Linked DNA regions of Homo sapiens: region 2 is linked to region 1. The links are chromatin loops, found by intact Hi-C in ENCODE. Cell type or tissue: PC-3. All regions are shown on one strand. Each heading gives the region's core, and the rest is flanking DNA. Links, peaks and the distances in the headings are about the cores only. Region 1 overlaps LOC105379107 (a long non-coding RNA gene). Region 2 overlaps LOC105379107 (a long non-coding RNA gene).

The links. Hi-C counts contacts between places; a loop is a spot of excess contacts. Peaks named below come from ENCODE experiments on the same cell type or tissue, not always from the same donor. Only the 100,000 strongest peaks of a DNase experiment are listed, where the experiment ranks them.
Region 2: a loop joins it to region 1, with 2.9 times the contacts of the local background. A loop is called at or near these places in 2 of 110 quality-filtered maps.

Annotation. Positions count from the first base shown.
Region 1 is chr5:103,802,705-103,813,888 of GRCh38, reverse strand. All of the region lies in intron 2 of LOC105379107 (a long non-coding RNA gene), which reads right to left. Among named protein-coding and RNA genes, the nearest start is that of NUDT12, 250 kb to the right of the region's middle. In PC-3, for the core only: a CTCF peak has its summit at 5,233 (motif pointing left); DNase peaks (open chromatin) are centred at 5,218 and 9,008.
Region 2 is chr5:103,924,893-103,936,076 of GRCh38, reverse strand. LOC105379107 (a long non-coding RNA gene) reads right to left here. Exons shown (of 6, transcript XR_001742831.2): 6 at 1-2,512. Among named protein-coding and RNA genes, the nearest start is that of NIHCOLE, 150 kb to the left of the region's middle. In PC-3, for the core only: no CTCF peak of the experiment used is centred there; a DNase peak (open chromatin) is centred at 6,226; H3K27ac peaks cover 630 bases.

The DNA of each region.
Region 1 (11,184 bases), core at 1,499-9,498:
ACAAATTTCTTATATCTCAGCTGCCTGCTGTGTGAAAGAGCAGAGTATTCAAAGCATACCAAAAAAAAAAAAATTAAAAAAAAGAGAGAGAGAGAATTTTAAAAGATGTAAAATAATTACCACAGTAGCAACTTAATTGCATTTGGGTAGTCACATTTTACTAGAGCTATTCAAACAGTACTTTAAGTCATAATTCCTTTGTCCTAAGACCTTACATTTTAGTCATTTTTAATAAGTATGTCATGTTTTGATCTTTTTCCTTCTTAAAAAAAATTTGTTCCAATGTACATTGCTTACATGGTATGGATATTGCTGAGAAAGTTTATTATTTGTCTTCATTGTAATGTTTTAAGGTACAGCAAGTGGTGGCACACACTCAACAACTAGTGAAGTCTCTGACAGCATAATTAAACATGTCTTTCCCAAGATTTCTTGAGAAACCTCAGATTGGTAAGCCCTAGTCCCACGGAGAAATATTTCCTACTGCACTATCAATAAATCCCGCATCATAATTGAGGAACCCATCTGCAGTTCTCTAGGAGCACTGCGTTTGCTGCTGCTTAGTGCAAATATTCATTCATCACATATTATGTGTGTGTGATTTATTTTGATCTATTCCTAATTACTGAATTTTTTAAAGGCATCTTGAAATATCCCTAAATACACACACAGGCAGGTGACTTAACCTCTTTTCTCATTTTTTTCTTCATTGTTGCTTTTGTCTTAGCTGGATGTCCTTCTATCTTAAAGTAGATTTTTTTTTTTTGAGACAGAGTTTTGCTCTGTTGCCCAGGCTGGAGTGCAATGCAGTGACCTCGGCTCACTGCAACCTCAAAGTAGGTGTTTTGTTCAAAGATGTCAATACCCAGTAGTCTATCCCATCATGCCAGAAGTCATTTTCCATAAACAGAGAATAAAATGACTTGAAGGGTAAAAAGAAAGAAAGAATAAGAGAAAACAAGCAAGCAAGAAAGAAAGAGCACCGTTTTATAATCATGGTTTGACACTGATTCTGTTGAATTTATAAAATTGCTGAACTTTGTCTGGGCACGGTGGCTGATGCCTGTAATCCCAGCATTTTGGGAGGCCAAGGCGGGTGGATCACCTGAGGTCAGGAGTTTGAGACCAGCCTGGCCAGCATGGTGAAACCCCGTCTCTACTAAGAATACAAAAATTAGCTGGGCATGGTGGTGTGTGCCTGTATTCCCAGCTACACGGGAGGCTGAGGAAGGAGAATCGCTTGACCCCAGGAGGCAGAGGTTGTAGTGAGCTGAGATCACGCCACTCTCCAGCCTGGGCGACAGAATGAGACTCCGTCTCAAAAAAAAAAAAAAAAAATTGCTGAACATTATTGTTAGGAGTCCTCTGATAACCCAAAGGGATCTTCATTAACCTGAATGATCAGACAGACAAAAAAAAGTAGTAGACAATGTAATTTAGCTCTTTGCCACGTTTTTCTCGTCATTGCTGAAGGCACCACATTCTGACATAGTGTAAAAGAAAAAAAAATGGAATGTGAATTTCAAGTGAAGAAAACTAAAACACTATGGTATTAAATATTCACTTATGGTGTTTACATCAACAAAACTAAGTGCTCTGGGTTAGTTTGAAAGGAAATTCATATTGGGGTGTGGTATTTGATTTTAGGCTCATAACTGCACATTGGAACAATGAAAGACATTTTCTTCCCATGAAAAATTGTACCTGAAAGACTGATACTGAAGTACTACAGAGAATTTAGGAAATTGGCTTGAGTTATTTTTGTTATATTCCTTCAAAATTTTGATATTATAGCTTATGCTGTATTTAAAATAGTGTAATTCCTATTTTTAAAACAAAATGACACAACTTTGTTTTCTCTATCCCATAAACATTACTTTTCTAGAGGATTTGAGCCACACAGCTATAGATTTATATTTAGATTTGACAGATTTAGAGTATGTGGTGTTTAATTTCTAGAGAGGGATGTGCCATGTGATGAATAGGACTGGGAACCTTAAATATGTTCCCGAATCCAACTTGGATGTTGACAAGGCCTGGATTAAGAAATGTATCTTCCTTTAGAGTTTTCCTTTCTCAGGTAAAAAATCATAATAGCTCTCCAGTTTAGAGGTGACTTTAATGCTTTTATTTATTATTTGTTTATTTATTTATTTATTTTTGAGACGGGGTCTTGCTGTGTCTCCCAGGCTGTAGTGCAGTGGGGCAATCATAGCTCACTGCAGTCTTGAACTCCTGGGCTCAAGCAATCCTCCTGCCTCTGCCTCCTGAATAGCTGGGACTACAAGTGTGGCACCACACCTGGATAATGCTTTTAAATTTTTAGAGTGAGTAAATGCTTTTAAGAAAAAATATATCATATGCACACACACATACATACACATAAAATGTGACAAAGAGGTGAATCTATACCTAGGGCTATACATAAAACCAGATGCTGCAGCATGTTTAAAAATTGAACTCTGAAATCACACTGCTTAAGTTCAAATCAGATTTCTAAGCATTACTTTATGGTGACCTTACACAAGTTACCTAACTTTTCTGCAACCTCATTTCCTTATATGAAAAAATTTCCATGTCCCATATAAGTTGTTTTGAAGGTGAAAAATGTTAATATATGTGAAAGCACTTAAAACAGTGCCCAGCTTATAGTCAACACTACATGCAAATTTTAGCTATGATTGTCATTGTACTAATGCACATGGAGCAACTTAGTTACCCCACTAGAATATAAACTTAAGCTATCAGACAATCTAGATAAAAAATATAAATAAAAAATAAAAGCAGTAAGATTGTATGCTTGTCTTCATCCAACGAAATTACTATTACAACTTTAATGTATTACTTCTGCTATACTTATATCTTCTATAAATGTTCTAAAATTTATCAAATTCTATCACTTCATGTGTTCTTTACTGTTTTGCTTCCAACAAACTACCCTCCCCCCTAAAAAAGAAAATAAAATGAATTGCTAGGAAGCTTAATCATCGTTATCTAAATGATTTCTATGTCTGAGTAGGGTTGATAAAATAAGACCAATGTGGCTGGGCACAGTGGCTCACACCTGTAATCCCAGCACTTTGGGAGGCTGAGGCGGCTGGATCACGAGGTCAAGAGATCAAGACCATCCTGGCCAACATGGTGAAACTCCATCTCTACTAAAAAAATAAAAAAATTAGCTGGGCATGGTGGTGCACACCTGTAGTCCCAGCTACTTGGGAGGCTGAGGCAGGAGAATCTCTTGAACCCAGGAGGTGGAGGTGAGCCGAGATAGCACCACTGCACTACAGCCTGTCAACAGAGCGAGACTCTGTCACACACACACAAAAAAGACCAATGTCATTAAGCCATCTCATGCTTAGAACTACATGCTTAGTTCAACAAAATTAGAACTACAGGAGCTAGAGTAAATACATCTGCTTTATTTTTGAAGAAGTATTATTAAATGTATACAAAGTCTTATGGAGAAGGAGCCTTGTTGGGAGTGTAAACCTGAGCTATATGATTTGGAGGATAAATATAAATGTAAATTCTGTTATTCAAGTAGAAACATGGGTATCAGGATGTGATTTACCCTTAGATATTATGTTACTAAACAAGTATCAATTTTTAAAGCTAAAAACCCAAACCCATAAAAAGCATAAACATTTCCAATTTTTCCTGCAGCAGAGTATCTTTCAGAGTTTTGCTTTATATACTAGTCATAGTGGTATACATATATTTACTGGTTTATTAGGACATCTCTGGTCAGGTCTTCCTAGTATGCTTATACTGGGAATTTTATATTATTATTATTACTTGCAACCAATCCCTACATCTGCAAGCATGGAGTTGTAAGACCAATACCTTTTCCTGAACAAGTTAAAAAATACAAAACTTGTTTCAGGGCTTGGCAACTATCTTGGCATTTAGCTTTCAATTCAAATGTGATTTTTATGTTAACATATATATTGGAATTGAAATGTTCAGTATTTAGTTGATTTTAAAAGTCAGAAATTTACTAACCCATTTACTACTTATCCAATTATATAAAACATGCCTTTTTTTTTTTTTTTTTTTTTTAATTCTGAGTCTCTCTCTGTCGCCCAGGCTGGAGTGCAGTGGCACGATCTCGGCTCACTGCAAGCTCCGCCTCCGGGGTTCACGCCATCCTCCTGCCTCAGCCTCCTGAGTAGCTGGGACTACAGGCACATGCCACCACGCCCAGCTAATTTTTTTTGTATTTTTAGTAGAAAAGGGGTTTCAGCGTGTTAGCCAGGATGGTCTCGATCTCCCGACCTCGTGATCTGCACGCCTTGGCCTCCTGAAGTGCTGAGATTACAGATGTGAGCCACCGCGCCCGGCCTGAAGTTTTAGTTCAATATCTTTCTGAGATTTGAAATAAAAATATATTATTTACCAAAATAATCTCAAATATGTTACTATTTTAGAAAATATCTCATTATAAGTACCTGTTAAAGTTGTAATTTTTTAGGCAACAAAATTCATTCAAATAAGACTCAAAATTTTAATATTATCATAGAAAAGAGAGACTATTTCCAAAATCTTGGACAAAGAACAATTCCCTCTATCAGAGAACATTATCTTCATCTATTTTACTCTACTAAACAGCTTGGTGGAAAGAGATGAGAGTGAAGAGTGGCCATAAAAAAGAGATACTCTTTCAGCCAGCTAGTAAGTTAAAATCGTGTATTTATTTGAGCACCAAAGTGAAGCCATATTGCCCTGCTATCTGACCTAACTTTGAATATATACATAGAACATGTATTTTAACTAATAGAAAATCCAGATGGGTCAGCAGTTAGAAGGCTGGGCAAACACTCAAAAGGTAGCAGGGACCTAGTTGTCAAAATCAAGTTGATAAGTAAAATTCTAGTAATTTGAAGGTAAAAGGAGAAGGGAGAAGGGAGACTGCCAAGAATCCAGCCCTTCATGGGCACTGCATGAGGTCCAAGACAGAAATGCAGGCATGTAGGAAAATAAAATTCAGATAAGGACTGGAAAAATATCTTCCAAGATGATTTAATGGTAAGTCTCAAAAATTAGACCTCTTTAAATACCTGCTACCCAAGGTAAGGAATAGACTGTAGATAGCAACGAAGCTACAGCTATGGGTGAAGGTCAAATGGCGCCAATTTGAGAAAAACTTCAATGTCTTTTGACATCCTGGAATGGAAAGCTTGCTTGGCAGAATACTACTCAATGGAAAGAATACTAGCAGCATCTAGTGGCTGGCCTCTGTAAGTGCCCCTGGGCCTAGGTCCTAAGGTAGAAAAAGTGAGATCGTAAACATGGTGAGCTATTGATAGACTTTAATGTATTTCTTATTTCTAGGAGAATGACAGTAGAAGTAAGGGCAATTGTCTACACTACCACTTTCAAAGTATCATGGGAAACATAAAGAAGCATAAGGTATTCAAATAGTTTAACAGAACTCTGTTCCTGCTATAATTTACTCTGTTAGACCAAATCAGCAAAGTATGGCTGAGCATACTTACCTTTTCATATTTTTTATCAATCTACATATAGCATTAAAGTAATAAATAATTAATTTAGAAAGAATAACCTATGACATAATTCCTGTGCTCAAACTACATATGGTTATAGAGCCTGCTTGGATTCTACTTCCAGATCTACAACTGGTATTTTTCACTTACTTATTGCTGAAGTAGTCTCCATATTGTAATATTACATGGAAGAAGGATTTTCTTACTGTTTGGTATTTACCGTTTTAAATTATTTACGCTTAGTGATCAATATATGATTTTGATCAAAATCAAATGGTGATCAACATGATTTATCCTAAATGTTCTGAGAATCATTAAGACAAATTATTTGGTAGAAGTATTCTATTGAAGAAACAACTCTATGACAATTTTGCCAAATATCTGGGCATGATAGGGCATCAGTGTAGTTTTTCAAAGGAATGCACATTTAACAAAATATCAAAAGGATCTTAAGTGGATGGAAGAATCTTCTAACAAAGGAGTGTTAGATAGCTGAAAAAAATCAGTTAATTAAGCTCCCCTTTAAAGATAGAAAAGAAATAGAAATTACTTGAATTTTCATTTACTTGGCTGTTTTTAAAATATTAACAAGTCAGTTAAATCTCACCTCTAACTGCTATATTAGAATTTAGCTTTGATAAATAAGGATCATTCTTTTTCTGAATGCAGCAGAGTTGCAAGTTTCTTGTTAAAGCCTTTTAGAAGGTAGTTTTTTTTTTTTAATTCACAGCTCACTTCTCTTCTTTTCTTAATTAGTAGCTTGAATGTGATTTTCCCTTTTTAAAATTGAGCAGGCTGTGTTGCTAAATGGTGTTTTTGACATTCCTGCACTGGGGACAGATTCAAAACAGAGGCAGAAGACAATAGAGATTGACTACATACTTCATGGACCCAAATCGAGGCAAATGCTGGTAATTACAGGAATTCAGCAACACTTTGTTTGCTGGCATCTGTACTTGGAAAAGCAATGAAATAATCATGGACAAATATGATGTGAAATGTGTTTATGGAGCAGCATGTTTTATTAACACTGAGCACTGCGGAGAGATAAGCACCACTTGCTAATTTTAAAATTTCTATGAACTGTGGCAATTAAGCCTAATAATTATTTAAAGACTATAATAAAGATGAGACCATTTTGAACTGCGTTTAGAGAAAAGAAAAAGTGCTCAAGTTCAGTTTGTATGATACATCACCTATGCAATTTTTCCTATCTGTTATGATTTGAAATGGGAAACATTTCCTGACACATTCCCCTGAAATTTAAGGATTTATCAGTTTTCATTTTGCTGCTTTGTTAATTTTTTCTTGTTTTTGTTGTTGTTGTAACTATTTACTGGGAGTCTTTTGTACCTAGATGTTAATTTTATAGAGTGTTTCCAAACATTCTGGGGGCCATCAGAAAACAATAGGTCTAATTGAATAAAGCATTAAATATATTAACTTTTTCTTTCAGAATAGCAATTTTTCCACTTACAGATTATAATAAATAACAACAGGAAAGGCAGTGATTTTTCTGAGTCCTTTAGTGGCAAACTATTTCCAAAGTTTCAAAGAGACTTGTTAGAGCCCTGGGCAGAGTACAACACTGTCTTTCACTGTGTTAGCCCAGTGATAACAAAAACAGACTGGACATCAAAGCAACCAGAACGAACGCTGCAGGATTTAAAACACAAACAGACAGGAAATTGAATTACTGATCATTAATATTTATTTTAAAGAAAAGTTTAATATATTTCGCTTAATTTCCTGTGGAGAAAACAAAACATTTTATTCTCTCTTTTTGCCCCTCCATATTCTTATGCTATCCTTTGCAATTCGTTGTCATTTCTTGAGTTATTTTAAAAGATAAACTTGCACATTTTACTTTGCAGCATAATAAAATTAACGAATAGCTATGTTCTGAGTATAAACAAGGGAATGCCAAGGTTCATTCATCTCTCTTCTTCCCTCACAAAATAAGTTTATTATGGCATTTATACTGAAAGAAAATCATTTCTTTGGCACAGAAAAGGGATGCTGCCAATAATTACTTCTGAATCAGATTTCTGTCAATAGAAATGGAATATGATTGCCCCACCATCACCCCATAACAACAACAACAACAACAAAACCAGATGAGTTGATTAGCAACCCTGTGTCTATTGATTACATTCTTCTTGAACTGTCAGCAAGATCATTCCAAAATGTTGGTACGTATTCCCTAGTTGCAAAAGCAAATTCTGTAAAAAGGAACACGGAAAAACGGATTGTGTCAGTAGCGTATTTTCAATGCCTCTCTTTTTTATTTGCACTCACATAGCTGAAGAGGAACAGAGCTGGCTTTGGGCAGAAAGATGAAGTAGGAAATTTACACCCAGCTTTTTTCTGTGGTCTCTAATCTTCCTGAGTTGTGAATTTATCCCACTTCCAAACCTCCAATCCCTCACTGCCCCCACCCTCAACACATATACTTCAAACTCTCCTCTTTGTTTTAAAGTTAAAGGCTTAGAGCAATTTTTGACTCCCAACACAAATGATTCTAAGTCAAAAACTGATTTTTCCTGAGACGTGCATTTTAATTCAAATTTCTGTTTGTGGAATATAAAAATCATGTCCGGTTAGAGACAGGGAAAGGTGAAGTTATTGTTCAAAGACAAAAAGGTAAAGCTCAAAGTGGGAATAGGTTAGATTTCTGGGATGAAGTTCAGGCAGGTCTTTTTGTTTTGCCAAAAAAAATTTTACCAGCCACCTCTCAGACTGATTCTGAAGGCAAGCTTAATTCAGTTGTATCAGAGAAATGGGGAAAAAAAAAACAAAAACAAAAACAAAAAAAGTGTGCAGTACATGTGGGAAACCCACACACTTAATCTCATGTTGTCGCAAATTCAATGGGGCTCGTCCCATTAGAAAAGAAAAAAAAAGAATAAAAGAAGGAGGAAGGAAGAAAGCAAAGAAAGAAAGGCAGGGGGAAATTACTCCTCACCAGGAGCTATGAGGCTATGAAAGAAACATGAAGCATAATATGTTTCTTCCAACTCTAATAGACCCTAATTCCTGAGTCTTACTCAGAAATTAGTTCTGAAGTCTGTTAACATGCAGAAAATCATGTAGAATCCACATTACATTGGATATGTCATAAAATTATTATGTCAATAATTTTGCTCAATTACATATGTTTTCAGTAAATTCAACACTAACCCTTCGTGGTCGTTTTTTCCCCTACAGTTTTCAAGTCAAGTTACTGTCTCTTAGTTGAGTACTGATGAAGTTTAAGAGTTATGTTGTATGGAAAATATTTGCTTTGATCCTTCTCAGTGTTGCGATGTGCCCACACTGTAAGAGGAATGAGGCAACTGAACTAGAGAGAAAGTAGACTCATAGCTCACATTGTGCTGTGCACAATATTACTGAGTGAAGTAGCTGGCAAAATTGCTTACATTTATAGCCATGGAATCTGGAAGCTGCCCTCCTAGAAAACTGGCTTATCAGCCCTGATCTAGCATGGTGATTTAACTATTCCTCCAACAGAAGCCACCCACAGGTTCTTGACTCAGAACTCTCTTTAAGGCAGTTCTAAACCTTAGTCATCCAAGGCTTTTAACGACCAAGACTTTATCTATTTATTTGTTTATTTTATTTTTTGGAGACTGAGTTTTGCTCTTGTTGCCCATGCTGGAGTGCAGTGGTGCAATCTTGACTCACTGCAACCTCCGCCTCCAGGGTTAAAGCAATTCTCATGCTTCAGCCTCCTGAGTAGCTGGGATTACAGGTGCCTGCCACCATGCCCAGCTAATTTTTTTTTTTTTTTGTATTTTTAGTAGAGATGGGGTTTTGCCAAGTTTGGCCAGGCTGGTCTTGAACTCCTGACCTTAGGTAACCCACCCACCTTGGCCTCCCAAAGTACTTGGATTACAGACATGAGCCACTGTGCTGGGCTCCAAGACTTTAATATAAGCTTAGAAACGACTGAAAACTGAATTCAGTCCTCAAGATGAGTAGGCTCAAAGTATTAGGCAACTTAATAATTCATAACAGTTCCAAAAATAGTATTAGTATGGGTTTGAAGAAATTATAAATAATATATTATTAGATGTTGTTATTTATAAATAAATATTCAATCTTTTAAAACCTGAGGATTCTTAGGAATTGCATATGCTGTAAAATTGCCCAAAATTTTATTCTGAACTTTTTATTAAACTTCACTTTCCTTCACATGCACTAAAACCTAATTTTCAAAGTAAGGATTTAATGTAGCCAGCTTTCCAATATTTGTTCTAAAAGCTGCCAGGTAGAAATATGACATTAAATGGCAGGTCCAACTTTTGTTTAAAAAATGTATCTGTGTTAAAGTGAATATGGTACTGAGAATTGTGATCGCAGATCATTTAAAAACTCTTGTTTATTCTCACTTGTGTTCTAGTGGTTCTATGTTTATAATTTTTATAATCAGATAAAAATAAGTTAATAAAGGAAATATTCAATGCTGAACAACAAAAACAAAAAAAGGTTGCCTGAGATGAAAGGCCGCATGTCAGGGAATCAATAAAGACTGGCAGAGAGTGAGGGACATGAATAAAGGTCTGGCATGAGAGCTTAGATAAAACATTGAAGGAAAACATCTATAAGGAACTGGGGTGCTGGTGGTGGCTAGATGCAAGACTTTATCTTTTAAAATGTGTGCACATGTCTTGATGTGAATATACGATTATTAAATGGTGAATGGTATGAAAAGGAACTGTCAACTTTGGCATAGTTTTGAGACACTAGTGAAGTAATAAACAGAGAAAAAAATCTACAAAAATTGATTTCACTATGAAAATAAATCTTGGTTATAGAAATTCACTATAGAAATTCATTCACTATATATATAGAAATTCATTCACATGAATTACTATAAATTTTATAGCATCAATGGCCAAGTCATATTACACTTATTAAAAGTATGTATTAGATTACTGTTGCTTTCTTTGACTTCATGCTTTCTTATGTGTGTAGGTATGTGCTCTTCAGGATGTTCTGCTCATGATTGTTTTTAATCTGAATAACTTGACACGTAATTAATTTTGTTTGCCATTACAAAACATTATTTGAGAAGAATTCTGTAAATGTATGTATTTAGCATTACTGAGCGAATTAATATGAACACCTTGTCAAATAACTGCAAGAAGCCTTTTCAAAACAAACAGCAAAACTTATGCCAAACTGAATTTTCTTTCTGTAAAAAATAATGCATATATACTTTGATTTAGATACTGCAGTTTATCACATTCATTGTGAAAAAAGTACAGATATTATTTGGATTAGCATTAGCATACCTCCCTCAAATGTCATTAGTTTGTGATGACAGAAGTTTATTTCACTTAGAAGTTCAATGCAAATATTCCTATCAAAAGTGCTGCTTTCTTCCATGTGGTGATTCAAGGACCCAGGATCCAAGGATCTTGTAGCTCCTCTATACCCTAGGGTGTTGCAGTTCTTTGCAGCAGCTGGTGAATGAAGAAAGGATATGGAAAGGGCATATCTATTTTCTAAAAGACTTGCCTTAGAAATGACACATAATTACTTCCACTGATATTCTATTTGTATGAAGTAGCTCACATAGCCACACCTAAATGCAAACAGGGTTGTAAAATGTAATTTCTGCTAGACAACCATGTGTCAAAGGTATCTCTGCTCACTCCCCAGGGATGTCTCC
Region 2 (11,184 bases), core at 1,772-9,771, 120 kb before region 1:
GTCCCTATCTCTGCAGTTCCTAGTATAAATGGAAGAGAATGTAATCACCTTTAATGACAAGACCCTACTTCTCACTCAAGTCTCATGTCTGTTTTGCTGCATGCTTTGACATAATCTTTTCATTCTTATATTCTGGTGCTTTCATAGAACTTTAGACCCGCTATTTTTTCTAATCTTTAATGTCTGTTCTCCACAGTTTTGTTCCTCAGTCTGGCTGAGTGATCTTAAACTTAATGTCTGAATAACTGCCCTCTAGGCAGTGTCCGTATGTCATTTCCACTTAAGACTGCACATATAGTTAAAACCTTCAATTCTATTTTTGTCTTTTTAATCATGCAGTCTCCCCTCCAGAAAATAAATGTCATTCTTACATTACCATAATTTGAAGAGGGTTTAAAAAAGAGATTATTTATAAAAGTTGCATCACACTACAAAGAGACTGAGATAACCCAGGCCTAGTAAAAGCAGAATTGTAATCACCCTTGGTAGGCCCAAAGGAACAAAAAAGAAGAAATGATGACCAGAATACAGTCAGCTCTCTGTATCTGCATGTTCCTCATCTGCAGTTTCAACCAACTGTGGATAGAATACATATATATATATATGCATTTTTTTTCTTTGAGATGGAGTCTCGCTTTTGTTGTCCAGGCTGGAGTGCAGTGGTGCAATCTCAGCTCACTGCAACCTCTGCCTCCCAGGTTCAAGCGATTCTCCTGCCTCAGCCTCCTGAGTAGGTGGGACTACAGGTGCATGTCACCATGACTGGCTAGTTTTTCGTATTTTTAGTAGAAACAGGGTTTCATCTTGTTAGCCAGGATGGTCTAGCCCTCCTGCCCTCGTGGTCCGCCCACCTCGGCCTCCCACAGTGCTGGGATTACAGGTGTGAGCCACCACACCAGGCCAGAAAATATTTTTAATAACCCAATAAAAATAACAATGCCACAATAAAAATATGTATATAAAAAGTAGAGTATAACTACTTACATAGCATTTACATCATAATGGGTATTTTAAATAATCTAGAGAAGGCTTAAAGTATATGGGAAGATGTGTGTAGATTATACGCAAATACCATTTTATACAAGGAACTGAAAGTTTTGGTATCTGCAGTGAGGCAGGAGGGGAGTAGTGGTTGTAGAATCAACTTCTTGCGATCACTAATGGGCAACTACATAGAAGGAGCATTAAAATGAGCTAAAATAATCACCTCCATGCTAAGGTAGATAAAATTAATACTGCACCCAGGGATTTGTCAAGATAAATAGAAAGAAGAAATTGAAGATGTTGACAGCAATATCTATCGAGGTCATGTGTTGATGAGGAATTTAGCAGAATAAGAAAACTACAGTGTATCAAATATAGTCTACATCATTAGGTAAAGAGCTGCCAAAAAGAAGAAAAAGGAAAAGACATATAATTCTGCCATCTTTTCTCGAGCTCTGCAAGCGCCACATGTCTGAAAGATGCCACTAAATGCTGTTTGAGGACTCTAGCAAAAGGATGTAATCCTTAAGTAACTCAAAGTGTAACTGCACGGAAAAGGCGCTCAACTTTGCTGACATATAATACACGGATTGAGTTACAGTCATAATGCGACAGTTAAAGTTACAAGGAAGGTAATGAATAATTCAATTAAGTTTAATTTATATCCTCAAGTTACAGGGCTAGGCACTGTTCTAGATATCAAGATTTTTAAGTCCATGCCATTAAGTTTAATGGCAAAGAAAACATATGTTTGCACAGTACTAGAAAGAGTAGAAAATGTAAATTCCCAAAGGAAAGTACAGACAAAATACTATGTGCATTGGGAAGTGGGGTGGTTAGGGAAAGGAATTATCATATTGAGTTGTGGGGATGAGAAGTAATGTCATGAATAAGAAATCTGCAATTTCTGTGCATCCCCAACTCTGGTCATAAGACCTGCTACATAGGTATACATGAAATATAGGCTGAGTGCCTAACTGAATGTGGTAGAGGTTGAGGAAAAATATAAGAAAGCATCCAAATGCATAAATGAGGAGCAGTAACATGCAACAAGGGACCCAAGTAGGGAATTGTGAGTGTGCTTTGGAGAGTAACAAATTATACTTTAACAGCAACATACCTTGTGTAGGGACAAGGATGCCAGGTGTGTGGTTCTGCACTTTATGATGTTCAGCTGTGCTCTTCTAGACAAACCTTGTGCCCTGGTGTGCAAGGTGTGTCCATTCAGAGGAAGGAGACTTTTTCTTCTCACAAGGGAAACCATGTGCTCCAGCCCAGATTTGTGCCTTCAGGTTTATATCCTCCTAGAATTGGCAGATACATCTTTTGGCCTTTTAAAAATTTGTACAGCTGTGCTTGATATGCTAATGGTGGCTTTGTGTAAGAAGGTAATGAGGAATTAATCTTAAAATAAATTAAAGCCACATAGCAGAAGATCCTGAGTATTCCTAGAAGATGTCTTCATAGTTCAGGAAGCAGTGAATGGCTAATCAGAGAGCATTTTTAGCAGAGGAGGCCTTTCTTGAAGCTGTAAATAGGAAGAGATGAGAATGGTGAAAATAGGTAGAGGAGCAGGTCATAGAGTCTTGACTTGGTATAAGAAAACAGTATATTTCTTAGATTAGACCCAGAGATTGTGATAACTCTGTGATGAACAAGTTTGGTCAAATGTGGATCCACATCTGCATTTCACACCATCTACATGTGAAATCAATATTTATGACTAATAGAAAAAATCACTTATCTATATATACATTTTATATAAACAAGACAAAAGTTGTACAATAAAACAAACATATTTATAAGACATTTTCTATAAACCTTCTACTGGCCAGCTTGGCTTTCAGGAGTACAAGGATGAATAAAGCATAGTTCCTGCTATGGAGAATGAGAATAATTAACACACTAATATGCATCTTCTCTTGATGTTTCTGGAAACTATTTTAAATTAAATGTTTCCATATTGATGGCCAGGTGAGAGTATCTTTTACTACATTCTGTTTTGCCTAGTTCACTACTTTTTCACTTTTACACAAGAAAAAACACAGTTCAAAGTTGTGTAACAATAATTTTTATGAGATTTAAAGTTATATCTTGTAAGTAACCAACTTTTAAGTGTATATGCAAACACAAGAAAAACTCATGCCTATGTTACTCCTGATTCATAGGCTGGACTACCTTTAGCCTTTAGTTTACCACATTATTAACAGAAAGACCAAATTAAAGGAGACACATATTTAAGATATATGTCAGTCACTAAATTTTTCAGCAGGTATCACAAGTTATTTATTTTTTATTTGAATATTATTTGTAATCAATTTATTTCCATTTCATTTGGATAACTTCTGCTGGCATCTGCAACAAAGTCAGAATTTGATTGAAGACAATTGGAATAAAGAGACCTCAGGTCAGGATGAGAATAGATTGGGGCATAATTCAAATTTGTGGTAGGAAGGAAAAGTTAGATATTTTTTATTTGTCCCTCCCAGTTTGCTGTTCACACTTTTCCTCTGTTTCCAAGCCAGAAGTCTCATCTGTGTGATCACAGCAGTTGACTTTCTGGCTTCCAGTAGGGTTTAGTCATGGAAAGGGTTTTTATTTTCCAAACTTCCTCTTTGCAGGGTCACCTTGAGTTGGCCATATTCCAATAGTGGCCTTCTCCATTGACTTTTACCTTAAGTACAATCACCTCTCACATCCACCAGAGATTGGTTGCAGAACCTTCCACGGATACCAAAACCTGCAGATGTCAGATCTCCCAGTCAACCCTCTGTATTCAAGAATTCTGCATCTATGGATACAGAACCCATGGATATGGACAGCCACCTGTATATAATACATTGTACAATGTGTATAGTACAAAATATATAGAGAGAGACATATTAGAACATATATAATACATGTATATGAAGTACATTCTCTTTAAATATATATTGTTTGGTGAATGATGAAGTGACCAGTATGAGCAGATGTTGATAAAGATTAAGGGAGAGAAAAAAAATAAGATAATACTAGTGCTAAATATATCAAAAAATATGAATTCCCAACCAACTCATTTTTAGTCTATCCTCAAACTCATTACCAGAGAGTATAATCAGTCCAACTAAGCAATAATACCTCATTAGGAATATACACAATTTTATTACTGGAATCTGTTATCATTCTTTTTTCCAGAAGGGATACTGAAGGGGAAAATAGATATACTAAATTCTCCAATTTCAAATCATTTTTGGCAGTTAGTAGGGAAGAAGCTACAAATAAATCACAGTAACTTAATCCCACCACCTTTTTTTCAATCACCTTCTAGCTTAACTACTCCCACAGTAGCTTGTCCATATTCAATGGACTCAAATGTGCCCCGCTCCCCTCCACCCATTTCTACTTCCCTATACATCAGTCTTTATCCTTGATATTATTTAAATGGCTTATGGAAAAGTCCTACATAGTGACTGGAAATTGGAGAAAATTATTGAACATCTGTGCTTCATTTTCTACTTCCCCATCTGTAAAACTCGATGTCATAATATTTATCATCTAATACCCCACAGAAGTGATATAAGAATTTATTGATGTTGGTAAGGAACACTGAGAAGTAGGGCACAGCAGAAGTATAAAATGCTGTCATTATTTCCTGACAGTCAGGTCAAGCTCTATAAATAATATGGTCAGGCTCTGAGAACCACATTATGGTCTATAATGACTTGCAGGTGGGCCTCACTCGAGAAACTTGGAGCTCTCATTCGAAAGTGTCGTGTCACTGAGGCTGGGTAAATGTCATCATGCACATTTTGTGGTGGTAGCCTTTCAACTCCATAACTCTGAAAATTAAGATTTTACTATCCCAACACCAATGAGAATGTACTGTGGTGAGGATACAAACTCCATTTTATTTTATTTTATTTTATTTTTATTCAACATAGACTTAATGGAGAACAATTATCCTAAAGGTTCATTACTTCATTCAACACATATTTATTGTGCACTTTCTTTGTTCTGTTCCTTTTCTAATGGCAGCATACAAGAAAATCATTTAAACTGAAACCTCTAAAACCACTTAATCAAATCTTACCTATAAAATGGAGTCTGTGGCCGGGCGCGGTGGCTCATGCCTGTAATCCCAGCATTTTGGGAGGCCGAGGCAGGTGGATCACCTGAGGTCAGGAGTTCAAGACCAGCCTGGCCGACATGGTGAAGACCCGTCTCTACTAAAAATACAAAAATTAGCCAGGCATGGTGGTGGGCGCCTGTAGTCCCAGCCACTCAGGAGGCTGAAGCAAGAGAGTTGCTTGAACCCGGGAGGCAGAGGTTGCAGTGAGCCGAGATTGCGCCACTGCACTCCAGCCTGGGCAAAGAGCGAGACTCTGTCTCAAAAAAAAAAAAAAAATTGTTAATAGGGCATCTATTTTAAAGTATATGAGCTAACATGTATAAATACAATTTAAACTTCAAGATGAGAATTACTCACTGTGGAAAATGTTCTTACATGGCATTTAATTTACATTGTGAGTAAAGAAATATTACATTTATAAAATTTGAGTTGCAAGTTTCAAAACAATCAAGTTTGAGTTATTATGTTTACAACATTATTTTGTGTATTTATGGTCCTTTATCCTAATAGTAGATTTCCTTTAACAACTTGGGTTATGAAACAAAAGCTATAAAGTAAAGCAAAGTTTAAAATTTTTCTCAAAAGTACAGAGGAAGTTAATGAATTTATAATGAAATCTGTTAATTGAAATTGATTTCTTTGACTAGTTTTGTAGATTTGAAGGAATAATCCTCATTGCTACACTTAACAACGAGACTACAGAAATGAAAGTTTTCCTTCTCTAGATATTGACACTAATGACTAAATTAAATATGCAAAATTATAGTAAAACAATCACAAAAGTAAAGTTGAAGAAAACCATGAGGAAAGAAAATTTTGGTGACTGATATGAACAAGTTTTATTTTTTATTTATTTTATAAAATGGTCTAATATTGTCAGTTATTGTATTAATGACTGAATATTAGTCATTGGAAAGATTTTTCAAACTGCTAAACAAAACTACCATTAAGTCACAGAAAATGCACAACACAAAACTGTGTTTCAAATGTGTCAGGTATCTTTCAAGGGAATAGATTACAAATCTTGTCTTGAGACTAAATAAATTAAATACCATAGGCCTTCAATATATTCTCAGATGCTTTGGCATGTGGTTATTACATCATCTGCCTTCAAGGTGAAAGCAGAGGCTGAGGAGGAGCTTTGAATCATGTAATTATAGTAGTCATTTGCCACTTCCTGGGTCAGCAAAGTAATGTGAAGTGTCTCCAGCTCTCTAAGTAGATCAAAGGTCACTTGGTGTTTTCATAATTTTAGCTAAAAACGTCCCTGCCACTAGAACCAGAGTTTATACTTTCAGATCCCCTGACAAACAATGGGCTAAAATACGTGAGAACATTTATCAAATTGAGCATCATCCTAGAATGACCCCTTTTAAGGAAGCTTTCTTCAAGGCATTTATAGCAGAGGTCATTGTTAGATTACCTGTGACTCAGAGTATTATATCAATATGGAACTTCTGGAAAATCCTGAAGACTTAGGGGCAAAGGCTCTGTCCTCCATGTGCTCACTAAACAAAGCTACAGTGACCTCTCAGACTACCTCTATACCTTCCATATCCTGCACTATTCTCCCTTGCCTCTTCTTCAGAGAGGGACAGCAATTGTTGCAGGTGCTGGAGAGACTGGTGAGCCAACAATAAAACACCTCACCAGGGAAAAATAGAAAAACAAGTCCCATTGGCTTGCCTATATCAAAGTATTTTTCTCCAGTGCAAGTGTCTGCATTTTACTTGACAGTTTACCCAACAGAACTACATGGCAGGAGTCAAATAGAGAAAGAAAATCTCCTCCTTTCTGCCACATACACATACACACACACACACACACACACACACACACACACACACACACTTTAACTTCTACCACTACCCTATTCTTTCCTTTATTCTCAATCCAGTTTTATCCCCTGGTCTCTTCCTATAGAGAGAAGGAATTAACTGATGAATCACCTCAGAAAAAGGAGATCTTAACGTTGCTTAAAGCTATTTACATTTGCACTTTAAAAGAACGTTCCAAATAACTAAAACTTAACTTTTTCCACAAAGGTTGGAAAAAATATGAATTACTAACAATATCTCAAGCATTGTGAATTTATTCCTTCAAAAAATCACGGAATACTCACTTTGTCTAAATATTGAAAGATACTGGAGGATACAACAGTGAGCTAAAAAGACACATTCATTGCCCTCAGAAAGCTTCTACTCTAAGATGGGATATGGAAATTTATCACAATCCCCCCACTACAAAGGAGACAAGAGCTATGAGAGTTTCTATGAAGCTATCAGACTGAAACAGGGAGAATGTGGAAGACTATCCTAAAATGGGAAGACTGAGCTGAAATCTGAAAAATTAAGAGGTAAATAAATAAAAATGTGTGTAACTCACAGACTTTAAAAAAGCATTTCTGGTGAAGCGTAGAGTAGGGGAGACCTTTGTACATTATGATATCAGAGATCAGATTATTCGCATAGTGTGGCCATGTAGGTTCATCATCCAAACCAAGGCACATTTGAAAATGAAACAGGTTCTTCCTAATAACAACAGGCACAGCTGGGGAAGGTACCAAGTAACTTGGGGACATATAGTTGCCCTCATTATAGACCACCTTGAAGTTTCGTGTTTATCCTAAAGGCAAAGGAGTGCCCCTAAAAAGTTTTAGCAGAAATAAAACAGGTTTGAACTTGCATGATACTCTGGCTGCACTGTGGAGAATGGATAGGAGGTAAAAAACACGACGGCCGTTTATTCTAGGATGAGGGCATTTAAGGCAGTGAGGAATGGTGTTGAGGGAGAAAAACGTAACATGAGTAACTCCTGAGATTCTGTCTTATAACTGGGTAGATAGTAATCACATTTATTAAATAAGAAACCTAAAAGAACCAGCTTTAGGCTAGGTTTAGGCATAGGAGGAGGATGCCCCTTCCAATTTTAGAGTTTAGGATGTCTTTGCGAGAAGAAATCATGTAAAATGAGTTAAAAATAAAGTATTTTGCAGATGAGAAGTCAGAGCAAGAGATAGAAATCAGTGAGTCATTTGCATATCAATGGTAATTGAAGCCATGCTCATGGATACTGCCTAGAGAGAGTTCAAATAGAAGAAGAGAGGAGAAAAAATAATGAAGCCTTAAGGTACTCCAGCTTTTAGAATGGATGAGTATAGGAGAATGCCACTGCAAAAGACTAAAAAACAGTTGCTTATGAGGTATAGGAAAACTAGCACAGGATGATGTTTTGGAAGCAAAGGTAACAGAGTAGCTGAGAGGGGAAACAGCAATGATGAGAACTGACATAGGTCAAGTAAAGTGAAGACTGAAATAATGTTATTTATTTATTTATCAAAATGGGGCTTAAGGGCATGGATTTGGTAAATGAATCCCTCTTACTTCATTTACTGGCTGGGTACCCTAGAGAAAGCCACATAAACTCTCTTCATCAGTTTCCCCATTTATAAAATGAGGATAATGATGCCAACCTACTCAAGGACTATTTTGAGCAGTGCTTATCAAAGTGTGCCCTGTGGACATGTGGGGATCCCAGAGGTATTTTCGGGAGCTTTGTGAAGTCAAAACTACTTCCATAATAATGTTTAGACATTATTTGCCCTTGACTCTCACAAACCAAGGTAGTAACCCTAAAATGTATTATTATCATTGTATTCCTCTCATAATCCATTTGCAGTTAAAAAAAAAGCCATTTTCCTTTAAGGATGTTATTGGTGAATCACTAAATAGTAAAAATATTAATTTTATTATATCTTGATCTTTTATGTTGTATAATGACATGTCCAAACCCTGCCAAGACATGCATATCTCAGTAAACCGACATTTTCCAAATAATGCATGATGTTCCAAAATTGCACATGGGTAAAAATATTCATTCAGTGTGCAAAATGTTCCAATGGATTCAAATGTAACCGACTATGAAAAATTTATTGACATGATTTCAGACTCAACATTGCAAATAACCTTTAGTTTATTGAAATTATCCTTCATTTTCTAACTAGATATCTAAACGAAGCTGGAACTCTTCATATGCTTTCTGAAAACTTCAAAATTACAACAGATTGAATGCAAAGAAAGATAGGGAAGTCTAGTTGTTTTCCCTATGTAAACCATTTCCTTGGTTTTCCCTTGTAAACCAAGCATTACAAAGATCTGAAAAATTTTAAACAGTGTAACTCTTTTCATGACATTGTTTTTATGTTGGAAATATTTTATTTTTTATTAAAAATGTTATTTAGGTTAGCATGTAATGGATTCATCATTATGGTTGTTAAAAAATTAGTAAATAAATAGTTTAAATTGTCTTAATTTTCTAATGTGAAACACAAATAATAAAAAAGCCTACATAAACAGAAGGTGTTTGTTTCTTCAGTAGTTTCATGAGTATAAAAGAATTCCGAGACTGAAAACTTTGAGAATCACTGGTTTGGAGGATTTCGCAAAGTATGAGTTAATTCTTGTGAAGTACTTAAAACTGTTTCAAAATTCTATGTATGTATGTTGATAAATAGACAATGAACAAGTAGACAGAAAAATGAAAGGTAGGTAGATAGGCAGGTAGACAGAAACACAATCATTGATTAAAATAGCTAATCTGTTTTTGCAGGAATATTGAGGATGCTCACACATATAGAAGAGAGAGAGGAATATCTTGGAAACACAAACATCACCCATAGGCAAAGCAATTTTCTACCTCCTCTAGAATTTGAGCCTGTATGAAAATACGGATGTGTTATTTCACTTGCTATCATGTAGATGTGTCCTGATGCCTCTTGTAAAGAGAAAGAAAACAGGAGAAAAAAAAAATCAATGCTAGAAAAACCAAAGACTTGATAGGGCAGTGTGATAAAGACAGAAGCTTCAATGAGAATTCCGTAAGATAAGTCAGTGTTTCTGAGAACGAAAAGCACTCTGAGAAACAGAACGCAGACACTTCATTTTAAAATAAAGTCTCCTAATCTGATTTTCTCTGTGAGAGAAATCAGTTTCTTCTCTTTATCCTAGCAGAGTCCTTGAATGTACCTGCTGTTTATAGTTATAAAGTAAGTCACATAGACAAAAAACCTCTTTCTCATTTCTCTGAGTCAAGGGTTGATCTTTTCATCTGAAAATCCATCAGTAGATACTAAAGAAATTTGAAAATCTATGAAAAGAAAATGGCTCATGGTACATGATAAATGCCTTTATGGAAGCATTTAAATATATTCAAATTATGTATCTGGCAGTCTGGAACTCTAACACCCCATGTCTTCTAACACCTCAGGGGTGAGGAAAGGACAAAAGAGAGTGGTCCTTATTCTTTTGTGAGAAGGAGAGTCATTAGTCCTTTGAGAATCTAGAAATCTGTGGACAGTTGCCCCAGAAGAAGATGCAGGGGCATAGTTTTTTTAACCTAGTTTCAAGGAAGTTCACACCCTACCTAAAGACCATTATCCATAAGTCTTCCAAAGGATGACTAGAATCAAGAAAGATAATTTAGGAGCAAAATTGACACTTCTAGCCCCATTCTCCACTAAGTTACTCTAGATTAACACACTATAAGCAGTCTCTGAGTTAATCCTCATATTCTGAGTCTCTGTATTAATCCTCATACAGATAAGGATTAATAAAAGGATAAATTGTGGTCATGGGACAAAACACTTTTTTGGACCAGTTCCCTCAATTCACATAAGGAGAAATTAAAATCTAGAGATGTTAAAAGTCTTTCTCAGAGTTACAAAATCTATCATAGAACTAACTGACTTTTCTCACACTCTTGTTTGTTCTCAAGTCTCCTAAAAATAGTTACATATATTCAATGCATAAAAAAGATTACTATCTACACACTACTGTATTCTAATCTAGGAACATACATTATCAAAGCTGGAAGACTATTTAGGTAGGGAAGGAAGATGTTTCAAATCAGGAAATGAAGAGCACAGTGGTAAAATAAAAGTTAGTGAGTTACAATTAAATAGCAGCAATTGCATCCACAAGTTATAGAAAACAACATCACAAGAATGAGCCAAATACACTGGAGATGCATAATTGCTTGGATCAGTCACTCAAAATTGTAACCATTTGTTAAATTTAAACTGCTTTTGTATCAGT